Regions from separate parts of the Homo sapiens genome. Here region 1 is linked to region 2. Evidence: chromatin loops called from intact Hi-C (ENCODE). Cell type or tissue: dorsolateral prefrontal cortex. All regions are shown on one strand. Each heading gives the region's core, and the rest is flanking DNA. Links, peaks and the distances in the headings are about the cores only.

Region 1 (2,908 bases), core at 311-2,810, 180 kb after region 2:
CCATCCTAACGGAGAAATGCTGAGTCCCTGGGTCCTGACTAAAGGCCCCCACCATCTATCATTCTGGTCACTTCTTTTGTACCTCCCTGTCTCAACCTTTAAGCACCAAGAACTCCAAACTACCAGCTGCTTCCTCATATTCTCCACGTGTTCTAATTTCTCAGACTTTCCCACCCTTTCCTCTGCACCAGAATACCCATGAAAAGCTAACCACGTCCTAATCATCCTTTAAACTCAGCTCAGACATCACCTCCACCCTTGCCTAGCTACCATCCATCTCTGTTCACAAATGTTCAACCCTAACACATGGTCTGGCCTCCCCACTAATCTGTGAATTTTTTGATGACAGGCACTGTGTCAACTTCATCTATCTATCCATACCACATAATAGGCACTGAATAAATGTTTGTTGAATGTTAAATGATTAAAAACTTAATTCACATTGAAAAACCCCAGGTTGGATGCAACAATGGTGTTTTCCTTTTCCTCCTTCCGAACCACATTTGGAATTATCCTCAAATTGAGCGTTCTGAGAAATCTGCCAATGTTCTGCTAATCTTGAAGGATGGTTTCATAGCTTAAGAGTCAGAACTCACACTGTTTTAACGAGCATCAGAGGCTGTTGCTGGTTGCACTGCTTAATGGTTCTCAATCGTGAAAGGACATTTCAGACACTCTGACTACACCAGCTGAAGTCCCAAGTGAACCTATACCAACATGGGTACAGAAAGGGAATATGCAGAAAAAAAAAAAAAAAAAGCTTACCATCAATCATCAAACCAGTCTGGGCTCAAACCAGTACAGGCACACGTGACAAAGAAAGGGTTTTGCTGTGGGATTCTCCTTCCACCCCAGACCAACTGCACAGACACAGCTCCTCCTGTGCCTCAGTTTCCTCACCAGGAATGAGGAATGAGCTGCTGACCTAGATTCACTCAACGAATATAGGGCACCCACTCTGTGTCTGACTCTAAACAAGTTACTGCAGGTCAAAGGTTCCCAAAATACTTTTCCTAAGGAAGCAATGTGGAAAGTGCCCCGCACATAGGATCGAAACCCAGCCTGTTAGCCTCAAACCGTAACTCTGCTTCTGACCTGCAAGCTTCACAGCCCCAGGAAAAGTGATTTCACTTCCCTTTGCATCAGTTTCCAAACACGAAGAATGAGGATGACATGAGCTCAAAGGTGTGAAAGGGTCTGGCACACAAGTAGGGTCTCAGAAATCTGAATTAAGAGGGTCTCCGAAGGCTTTAAACGTCCAAAGTCTATCAATTGGAATTTCTCTCGTAATGAGAACCAGTGCCCCCTTCTGACAACCAGCAAACACTGCATAGGTGGTCAATACAAGAATGTGGTAAAAGACACCACTGCACACACCACAACAGAAGGAAGGACCAGCCACAGATATCCCACCCTGGCTGGTGACCCTCAAGAGACCAGTTTCTATGAAAAAGAAATTTCTAAATGCGACCCCAGCCCTGCCCAATATTTATGAACGGATCAGAAGCTACCCACTGGAGAGATAAATGTAAAACTCAACAATGAACAGTTGTCATCCACCCCTCAACCTGTACCCCCCCTCCCCTTACAGAGGAAAGGGCATCATGTGTGTCAATCAAGTCTTGCCCATCGTTTCTCAACAGAAGCAGCTGAATTAAATTATTTTCGTTCTAAAAAGCCCTTATCCTGCACCCTAGCCGAAGGCCTGATTACTGGCAATAGTTGCTTTCAGAGTTCAGGGAAAGGTGACATCTTGGTGAACAATTCTAAGAGGATTTAGCTCTCCTCCAATAAAATATCGTGAGGATTGGATTTCCAAAGAGTTTTGTTTTCATTACTCCACTTGGATACACCCAGTAACCAACTTCACCATTGTAGAACAGCTTCTCAGTAAACAGCTTCATGCAGCTATTGCCATGAAAAACCCACACGTCTGCAGTGAACTCAACAAACAGAGCCATTCCACTGGTCTTCCACCAGGGCAGGCTACTCTGGAAACACAGCTCAGGGCATCCTTGGGGCTTTGGTAGAAGACCCCACCAACTGCCGGGGGAACTAGCAAAGTTATGCAGTTCCTGGAGCCCTGGAATGAATCCTAAACTGGGCGTGGTGACAGAACCACAAGGCCGAGAGGTCTGAGGTGACACCTGGACATGAGTACAGGTAGCAGATAAAAATCAAAACTCCACATTCTTCTTCCAACACCTCCTCCCACCCCACAAAAAATGAAATAAAACCACGAACAAGCCAAGAAGGAGAGCTGGAATGGGGCTTCTATGAAAAACACGTCCTGTTCTAGCCTCAAGACAATTTCACACCAAATGGCTTTAAATTCCTTTCCAAAGCTCTGATGCCCGAATTGAAAAATAATTTCCCTTTTTGAGCAAAAGTCATCAGTTAAAGAAGCAGAACCTGAAAATGCTAGGAGCTCATGAGTTCTATGTGCACGAATGTTGCGTGTGTCTCAACACACACAGCGCAGAAATCTACCCATTCTTTCTGAGAAGGTCATCCCAACTCTGTCGCAGAGGCTACTGTGGGTCACTCTAGAATGTAGTTATTATCACCACTAAACAGACTTCCCAGCCACACACAGCCGGCGCTAAGCTGCTATTCCCTGAGCCCAAAAAAGTCTCCTTTTTTGCAGAAAACCGGCTCAGGGCCTGGGGATGGCTGGCGCCCCAGTCTTGGCACTCAGGGAACTGCAGGCACCGCTTCACCCAGGAGCTACGGGCTTCGACCCAAATGGAAGAAAGGCGCCTTCCTCACACAAGCCTCGTCCAAGAAAAAAGAGCAGTGGGAAACGATGGTGGGCTGGTGGCCCGGGCGCACGTGGCCCAAGGCTAAGACGCAAGCCGATCCCCTCGGTGCACGCTCTGTACCCCCAGCCCGTCTGGATGGGGCGTCC
Region 2 (2,908 bases), core at 203-2,702:
ATCTCAGTAAAGATCCTATCTCTAAATGAGGCCACATTCTGATGTACTTGAGGGTTGGGGCGCCAACATATTATTTTTTGGGAGGACACAATTCAACCCCGTAATAGACCCACACGTCACATTCAGGAGTCTATCATCAGTGCTGCCTCCCACTTGGGGGACCCTTTCCAATGCGCTACCTTCTCCCACATCCTGCTCTCAGCCAGGGAACGTTCTGAATGTGCCTGCAAGACTAACCAGCTACCTTCCACCCATGTGCCTGCCCAGCAGATATCGTTTTTGTTGTTGTTGTTGTTGTTAGAGACAGGGTCTCACTCCATGGTGTAGGCTGGAGTTCAGTAGCACAGTCATAGCTCACTGCAGCCTTGAACTCCTGAGCTCAAGAGATCCTTTGATCTCAGCCTCCCGAGTAGCTGGGACTACAGGTGCATATCACCACACCTGGCTATTTTTATTTTTTATTTTTATTTTTATTCTTTTCTTTTTTTTTTTTTTTCAAGACAGAATCTCGCTCTGTCGCCCAGGCTGGAGTGCAGTGGCGTGATTTCGGCTCACTGTAACCTCCATCTCCTGAGTTCAAGTGATTCTCCTGCCTCAGCCTCCCAGGTAGCTTGGATTACAGGCACCCACTACTGCCCAGCTAAGTTTTGTATTTTAGTAGAGATGGGGTTTCACCATGTTGGCCAGGCTGGTCTTGAATGCCTGACCTCAAGTGAGACGCCTGCCTTGGCCTCCCAAAGTGCTGGGATTACAGGTGTGAGCCGCCATCCCTGGTCTATACATTCTTTCCAAACCCAAAGCTATGAAGAGATTTCATAGGTCTCTGCCTCCCCTATGGGGAGACCAGGGTTCTCTGTGAAAACAAAACAAAACAGGATGTTCTGTTTATGCCAAGATGACTGTGGCTTCAAGGCCTTCCCTCTCACATCTGCACCCATTTCTGTTGGTGTCTGATTTCCTGTGAGAGCCCTAGAGAGCTACGATCTTCACATAGCTGGAGTTTGCATGGTGCGAGAGAGCAACACATGAAAGAGATCTTTCTAGGGCTTCTTCAGTCCATTAGCATCTGATGACTAGTGACCAGTTTGATACAACCTATCTACCTGCCAGGAACCACAGGTCTCAGCAGTCCACAAGCCCAGCAATAGGAACAACACTGAGGAATCCATGGTTATGGTCCTAGAAGCAGAAACTTGAGATGTTTCCCGGCCAAAGCTGGTGCACATTGCCCTCCAGGAAAATTCAGGTCCTCAGACTTCAATTCCCAGCTACCAGCCGAGAGAGAGGCACCAGAGAGGATTAGAGTTTTTCCTAGTTTTTCTTAGGTTCTAAACGTGACAGGAAGCATTCCCCAGGCTACAGACTTGTTCCTCTAGGCTGTACAAAATCTGATTCAGGTCTTTCCAAGCTGGGAAAGGTTATCTGAGGTCACTCCATGGGGGAGAAGAATAAACAACTCCAAATAAGGCACTGTTTGTCCCCAGACTGTTCCTTGCCAGTTGGACAAACACACTCAAATACAAAGCTGTTTTGTCAGTATCTGAGCTATGTCCCTTTCATGGCTGAGTATCAATCAAAGCAACCACTAGAACAGGCTAGAACCTCAGTGTTCACACTGGGCTCCCCCGGCTACCAGAATCAAGCCACTTTTCCTATAAATCAGTCACAAACAGTGAATGTTAAGACTGGCACTTCTTGCTTAGAGACCCAAATTCTGTTCCAAGAAGAGTATTTAAGGATCTTCCTCTAACACCCCTTGGCTGCAGCAATCTTACCTGCCAGGGGACATTATTACAGCAAGATCACACCTACGCGTGGGCTGCTCCACCAAAAAATATGCCCACTGTTCCAGTAGGAGAGATCCTGCCTCTCTCTGCCCTTGGGGAACCTCTAGGGCAGACGTGGTGGCAGGATCTTGGTCAGAAATTGTCTACCTGCTGCCAGTACTGGATTTCTGGAAAGTTGTCAGCCAGGTGCATTGGCTCACTCCTGTAATCCCAGCACTTTGGGAGGTCGAGGTGGGAGGACTGCTTGAGGCAAGGAGTTCAAGTCCAGCCTGGGTAATATAACGAGACCTTGTCTCTACAAAATTAAAAAAAAAAAAAATAGCCAAGGATGGTGGTATGTGCCTACAGTCCCAGCTACTCGGGAGGCTGAAGCAGAAGGATCACTTGAGCCGGAGTTCAAGGCTGCAGTGAGCCATGATTCGTCACTGCACCCTAGTCTGGCCAACAGAGTGAGAACCTGTCTCTAAAAAAATAAAAAGAAAAAAGAAAAAGAAAGTTGTTAGAAAAAGGCCCTCTCTGAGTAAGGGGAGGTCTGTATGGTGCCCTGGCCTTTCATCGCAGGACATCCACTGGGTAGTTTCTGCCACTGGGCACTTGAAGGATGCTTTGAAGCACTCTGCCTAGTATCAGCCTGGGAGCTGGTCCTGGCTAACCTGGGCTTTGGTGGTTAGAATGATTTTTAAATGTGCCCAGTGCTCTTGACATGAGACTTTCATTTTTCCAAGGCAGCCTGAACCACTAACAATTCGCATTTCGGGGCAGTGGAGTGGACACTGGCCCAGAGTAACTTCTCTGTGAATTGGACACTAGGAGGGAGGTCTCCAAGACTGGATCTCATGATGAGATGTCCCTGCAATGGTGTTGGAAGCATCCCTTTTACCAGGAAAGCCTCAGGCTAGATCACAGAAGGCTGGGATTGGGAAAATAGAAATGGCTTCAACTCCTAGAAAGATAAAATAATGACCTAGGGCCAGACAAACTGCTTCTTTTAACTAAGGAGGGAAGTAAAATTAAAAAAAAAAAAATAGGGGCATACTACGGGATTATGGACACCTTGTCCAGCGTCATGCAAAATGCCTTGGCCAAGCCAAACTTGAACTTGAACTTAACTCTCAAAGCTC

What was found. A loop is a pair of places that touch in the nucleus more often than their neighbours do. Peaks named below come from ENCODE experiments on the same cell type or tissue, not always from the same donor. Only the 100,000 strongest peaks of a DNase experiment are listed, where the experiment ranks them.
Region 1: it touches region 2 in a loop (2.3-fold over the local background); 2 of 110 quality-filtered maps call a loop at or near these places.

What each region holds. Positions count from the first base shown.
Region 1 is chr7:72,332,950-72,335,857 of GRCh38, forward strand. All of the region lies in intron 2 of CALN1 (calneuron 1), which reads right to left. Among named protein-coding and RNA genes, the nearest start is that of CALN1, 78 kb to the right of the region's middle. In dorsolateral prefrontal cortex, for the core only: a CTCF peak has its summit at 1,321 (motif pointing left); a DNase peak (open chromatin) is centred at 2,640; H3K4me3 peaks cover 352 bases; H3K27me3 peaks cover 467 bases.
Region 2 is chr7:72,151,430-72,154,337 of GRCh38, forward strand. The region is part of intron 3 of CALN1 (calneuron 1); the gene reads right to left. Among named protein-coding and RNA genes, the nearest start is that of CALN1, 260 kb to the right of the region's middle. In dorsolateral prefrontal cortex, for the core only: no CTCF peak of the experiment used is centred there; a DNase peak (open chromatin) is centred at 1,562; H3K4me3 peaks cover 753 bases; H3K27ac peaks cover 2,500 bases.